2 separate regions of the Homo sapiens genome follow, and region 2 is linked to region 1. Evidence: read pairs that join two places in POLR2A ChIA-PET (ENCODE). Cell type or tissue: Panc1. All regions are shown on one strand. Each heading gives the region's core, and the rest is flanking DNA. Links, peaks and the distances in the headings are about the cores only.

The links. Peaks named below come from ENCODE experiments on the same cell type or tissue, not always from the same donor. Only the 100,000 strongest peaks of a DNase experiment are listed, where the experiment ranks them.
Region 2: POLR2A ChIA-PET joins it to region 1 with 5 read pairs; 1 of 35 experiments calls an interaction of 5 or more read pairs at or near these places.

Annotation. Positions count from the first base shown.
Region 1 is chr6:105,586,214-105,589,130 of GRCh38, forward strand. No RefSeq gene overlaps it. Among named protein-coding and RNA genes, the nearest start is that of LINC02836, 45 kb to the right of the region's middle. In Panc1, for the core only: no CTCF peak of the experiment used is centred there; a DNase peak (open chromatin) is centred at 1,428; H3K4me3 peaks cover 664 bases; H3K27ac peaks cover 1,805 bases.
Region 2 is chr6:105,743,267-105,746,183 of GRCh38, forward strand. No RefSeq gene overlaps it. Among named protein-coding and RNA genes, the nearest start is that of LINC02836, 110 kb to the left of the region's middle. In Panc1, for the core only: no CTCF peak of the experiment used is centred there; no DNase peak of the experiment used is centred there.

The sequences.
Region 1 (2,917 bases), core at 252-2,751:
AGGACATTTTTACTTGAGGATCCACGAACTCTGATCAACTCTCTGCTCCAAAGAAGGGTTCTGTGCTTGCTAAATGTAGTAACTGGCAATTGAACCAGTCCTGACACTCTCCCAAATTAGATGTATACGTGTGTGTGTGTGTGTGTGTGTGTGTGTGTGTGTGTGTGGCTGTGAGAGAGCGAGAGAAAGAGAGAGAGGCAGGGCCTCACTCTGCTTGCTCTGTCATACAGGCTGGAGTACAGTGGCATGATTTCAGCTCACTGCAACCTTGACTTCCCAGGTTCAGGTGATTCTCCTACCTCAACCTCCCAAGTAGCTGGGACTACAGAAGTGTGCCACCAAGTCTGGCTAATTTTTGTGTTTTTTGTAGACTGGGTTTCGCTATGTTGCCCAGGCCGGTCTCCAACTCCTGGGATCAAGCCATCTGCCCGCCTCAGCCTCCCAAAGTGCTGGGATTACAGGAATGAGCCACTGCGCCCAGCCTAGATGTATACTCTTTTCACTTGAGACCCACCTGTCTTTTCACTTAAAAAAAAATCAGATGTTATATTCTGGCATCAATGATAGAATCTCAGATTCCTGTTCTTTATTACAAAACCAAATAAAGTGGGGAGATTTCCCTCCTATAACCCTGAAGACATTCTTATTTCACAGCTACTCCCTTGGCCTGGACTATCGACGGACAACAGAAGTTTCATGGAAACCAGCTAAATAACAAGATAGCTGTGCAAAGCTTTCCTATGTGGTGAAGTCACTTTTATTTAGAAGATAATCAGCTGTTGTCACATCTTCACCTATGCTTAAAAAAAAAAAAAAAAAAAAAAAAACTAGGGTCTGTGCATGAGCCAGGATTAAACTAAGCAGCAAACACACCCAGAGAACTGAACAAAGGAGAGCAAGAAAGGGTTTAGAGATCACATGGATAATTATTTCTAAGGATCGCTGGGTGCTGGGAAAGTGTATTCTAAGGGGATGATACTGTGGGTAATAAAAAGCTATTTCTGGTTTTGTTTGTTTTTAATATATAATCTTCACTATCCAGCTGACTTAGAAAAAATTCATAAGTGATGCATGTCAGATATCAAATTCTATTAAAAACCTAAAACTCAGCTGTGTTCTTTCCTTCTTTCCCCTTATACCCCAAGGCAAGGAATCAAGGCTTCTAGACACCACCGGATGAGTCAAGGTACCGTGGCCCAGACAAACTAAGCACTGGTTCTGTCACCACATAGACACAAAGGCATTCAAGAAACCACAGCCCTCTGGCTTTGTTGCTCCTTCCTTCATAATCAAATCAACAGAGTGTGTTTGTAGAATTCACCCACAACACAAACAGATGCCGCGAAACACCTTGGAGCGGTTGGCCGGCAGAAATGCCCACTGAGCGGGCTGTGATTCACTCGGGAGGAGGAAGGCCTCGGAGGGCAGCCAATCGAAGACGGACCCAGGGAAAAGTCGCTGGGTTCTTACAGGAAGCGATCTAATTATGTTACTGTAATCCTCAAGCTCGCATTTTTCAGCCACCTCAACACGAACTCACAGACTTCAACGATTATGTAATTACGGAAAACTTCACAACAAACATGAAGATTCCTTCTGGAGGCCACATTGAAGACCGGGATGTGCATTAGAGCGTGGGAGGGAAGCACGCAGCTCACAAAAGGAAGAGCAAAGAGATGTATTGAACTTAAAAGGTTACATTTGAAAAGGGGCCCCTACCAGACCTCCCCTTTTGTGTGCACATTTTTTGCACCTGCAACTGTTTGCGGGCTCGAAAGCAATAGCCCTCCCCCTTCTCCCAAGAGGCCACGCTTTCATGCCTTGGCCCCAAATGTGTCATTTTCCTGCCAGGGGGAGAAATCAAAAGAAACCAAGTTTTTAGAACTTTGCTGTAAAGAAAATAATAGTTTTGAAAAGGATTGGAGCCACATTTTCAGGTTAGACACAGTTGTTAGAGAAATGTCAGAAGGAAAACGTTCCTCTTCACTTTCTTTCCTAGCTCGTTGAAGTTCTTCATTTCACTGGGTTCTGGGTGACATCTGTAGCATCCATTTCAGCGCAGTCTGCAGCAGGCTTTTGACTCCACAGCATGTAACTGTCCTCAGACCACCGTGTTCAAAGTCGAGATTCCAAATGGACCTTCCTGACTCTTCACAGAGAAGATGCCATATAAATCATTTCCATTAAAACAAACCTTTGATACCACCAGCGAATTGTGGAATTTTGATAATGATGCTTGTGAATGAAGTGCTGACAAATGGTCTTGCTTTAGATGGTGTTTGTGGGTGGGGCTTGGGTTAGAGCCAGGATCAACCTTGATTTTGGCCACTGATCCATTTCCTCTCTCCCCACCACCCACCTCATATGTTGAGATGAAAGTTACAGCAGAAAGCCTCTTTTGAACCATTATGAACAATTCTATTCAAAGCAGCATCTGTGAATTTTTATAAGACTGGCCAAGATTGGCTCAATTATTTCTCCATTCTCTCCAGGGGATAGAAAGTTTCCAATCAAGGGTTACAATGGAAGCAAAAATGTTATGTTCATGGGAGGTAGAATGCATTGCTAAATAGATGGAAGACAAAATAAAGTTCCTCAGTATACATAATAGCTCAAGGATGAACTTGGTTGAACAGATTAGAGGAACAGATGCAGATAAAATAAACTTCTCTCTCTTTGGTTTAACTTGGGAGACTGAGGATTTTCTATATGGTACAAACCTTGATGAATGTTGAGGATATAGGGGTTCTCATATATCTTATAATATACTAGTGAGTCATCTGGTGAGATGGCTGGAAGTTTTTTTTTTAAGTAGATATAATCTCATAAGTGAGGAGAAAATAAATCATTGTCTCAGCTAGAGAGAGTGATCCTTTTGAACCCTTATATGGTTCAATCTCATTTTAACATTTTTGAA
Region 2 (2,917 bases), core at 228-2,727, 160 kb after region 1:
CCTGCTCCTCCACAGAAGATGGCCTGTCTTATTCCTGGCCAACCAGTGGACTTTTCCTTCTTTAACCCTTCTATCCTGGACTAACTGAAAAATATATATGGGTTCATTTACAGACCTTAAAAATCACAGAGTAAAACTATGATTTTCTTCAGCCCTCACAACAATAGCAATGTTGGGACCACCAGCCTTAACTTGGAAGTATTTCTCCTCTCTCATTCACCATGTATATTACCTCTTTAGCAAGTCAAAGCAGAAACAACAAAAGCCAAACGTCTACTGTGACTTGAATGGCCTGAAAACAAGATTTCTTGTTCCGAAGGGCAAAAGAAAGCCCAGCTGTGGATCTTTACATCAGTAGTATGGCAATAGGAGAACTCCAGCAAGCCCCTTGTCATTATTTTTAAGGTTTTAAGGGAATTAAACTGAATGTCAATTTCAAGCACACTCTTACAGCAGAAGTAAGATAAGCCCCAAGTTCTGACTGGTTTTGTAGAATTTCTTTTTCAGGCAGGGTAGAGGTCCCATAACGGCTCTCAGCCCATTTGGGACGGGGCACGGTGGAAGAAAGCCTTGGGTTGAGGCCATGAGAAGACTCTTTCCTTCTCAAATGAAGCCACATTGACCAGACTTCTGCAGACCTTTCTGGGTTTCCTGTCCTCACACTCACAAATCTTGGAAACAGTTGGAGTCTAATGAGTAACTCACTATGGGAATCTCCCCCAAGAGAGGGGGCATCCTGTGATCTCTAGGGAGGGGGTTGGGGTCCTGCCTTAGGGTCAACCAGAGAGCATCTCCTTCCTCCTGCTAACCTGGCATGTTTTTTCTACCACTGACAGGGCTCAGGGAAGTCCAAATTTACTTTCACCACAGCCTAAATTATAGCATTCAGGGTACTTTCTGCTCTTTTAGTTATTTTGTATGTCCTCTTCTCTTGTCCCACTCTAAGAGGAATGTTTTTTTCTCTCTTGCTCACCATCATTCTTTATTCCACATATGGTGACATGAAAATCTGCTTAGGAGATTTGATTTTATCTCGTGATTCAGTGTCACAGCATTGAACAGTCATTTCTATTTGAAGAGAACCGTAAAAAATGAATACATCTTTTAAAAGTGAACCTTGATATTATCCAAAAGAAAAATGTGTTTCTATTCTGAAAAAAATAAATTATTTATGTGTTGCTTATTTGGTTTGGGGAGTTTTATTTGGGTGTTTGGAGCTTGTTGTAAGTTTTCGTGCAGGGGTTTTTTCATGACTATTAATGTTGAATGAATCGGCTGGTAGTTGGTAGGAAAGTGCAGTATAGGGTTCACTCATGGAAGTGGCTATTTGATGGGTCACAAAGCTAATTAAAAACAAATTTAAAATAAAAACAAGAAGAAATACTGGCAATAGCATTCAGGATGTACGTGGCAAACTTTGGTTTGTTACAGTATTACTCAAAATGACTCTTTCATGTGGGAAAATATTTTTAGTTCAAATAAAACCAGAAAAGTATAATTGATGTAGTATAAAAGTATAATTTGATCAAACAAAACAGACAAATTAGCGCATGCTTAAATCCTAGGGTCTAAAACAACTTAGGCTACAGAGCCTAAAAGAAATTTGATAAGCTTTTCCTTTCATTTAGGTTTCTTGTGGGTTTTCATAGAACGTGTATATGTAGGTGAAACTCAGCCATCACTTGATTATGACCCAGAGATTAGAAATGTAATCAGGAGACTGTGGCAAAAAGAATGTCAAAAGAAAAAAAAAGCAAAGCAGATCCCTTAAAATTGTTTTCAAGTAGATCTGTCCAGCTGTAAAAGAGCTAAGAAACCTCTGAGGCTCATTTCAAACACAGATGAAATGAGTATGCATGAAACATTTGAATCAGAGGTCTTCTTCAACAAGGGTTTTTATAGAATCTGAATAGTTTTAGGAAAAAAAAAACTGATCATTCACATTGCTTTAGCCTACCTTTTATTTATTCTTTCACTGCATCAAATAGTTAAGAATCTTCTGTGTGGCAAACATGTGTGTTATCAGAGCAAGATGAGTTTCCTAGCCTCTAGGAGCCTACCATAAACAATTACCCAAATAATCATCTTAACAAAGTTATGATCAATACTTAAGGGAAACTCTAGTGTGCTTTAAGAGTGTACCAAAGTAATCCTTAACTTAATCACAGGGTATGGATTCAGAAAAGCCACCTACAGCCTTGAGATTACAACTGAGATCAGAAGAATGAGAAAGAGTTAACTACTAGGTGAACAAAACTGGGAAGATTCCCCAGTAGAAGACACAGATTGGGTGGGAACCAAGGTGTCCTGAAGCCCAGCACATTCAAAGAAACCAAAAAGAGAGAGTGTGTGACTACATGGACGGTGAGCCAGAGATGAGTCTGAGAGGTGGGCAGGGGCCAGGTCACATAGGCAGGGGTGATGTTCTAAACATTTAGCAATTTAGAAAGGCACAGACTTGGCCATTCCGAAGGGAGGCTGGCTATCAAGAACCTGCATAGTGGAACCAGAACAAGGAGATGACCATCAGCCCAGCATGAGAGGCCTTGGAGGACACATTTTGAGTTCTGGACTTGATATTCATAGCAAGAAAAAGACATTGAAGAGTTTCAGCAAGGGAGTATCAGGATCAAATATGAGTCATAAATATTTTCTAGAGAGACTGATCTGCAGATTAGTTAGTTTAGTTTACCAGTGAGTACCCACCACACCAGCTGCAAAGTGCTGTTGAGGTGGGTACTAAAATAAAGAGAAGAGACTGCAGCCCCTGCCCTCAGGAAAACAGAGCAATGTGAAAATTTATTTCCCTTTAAATGCTATTGGCAAAAATTCTTATTTTGAGTTTGAATGCAAAGTGCCTTGCTATGTGGAGAGTGACTAGCAAATGCCACCATGCACCATCATGGTATCCTAGTAG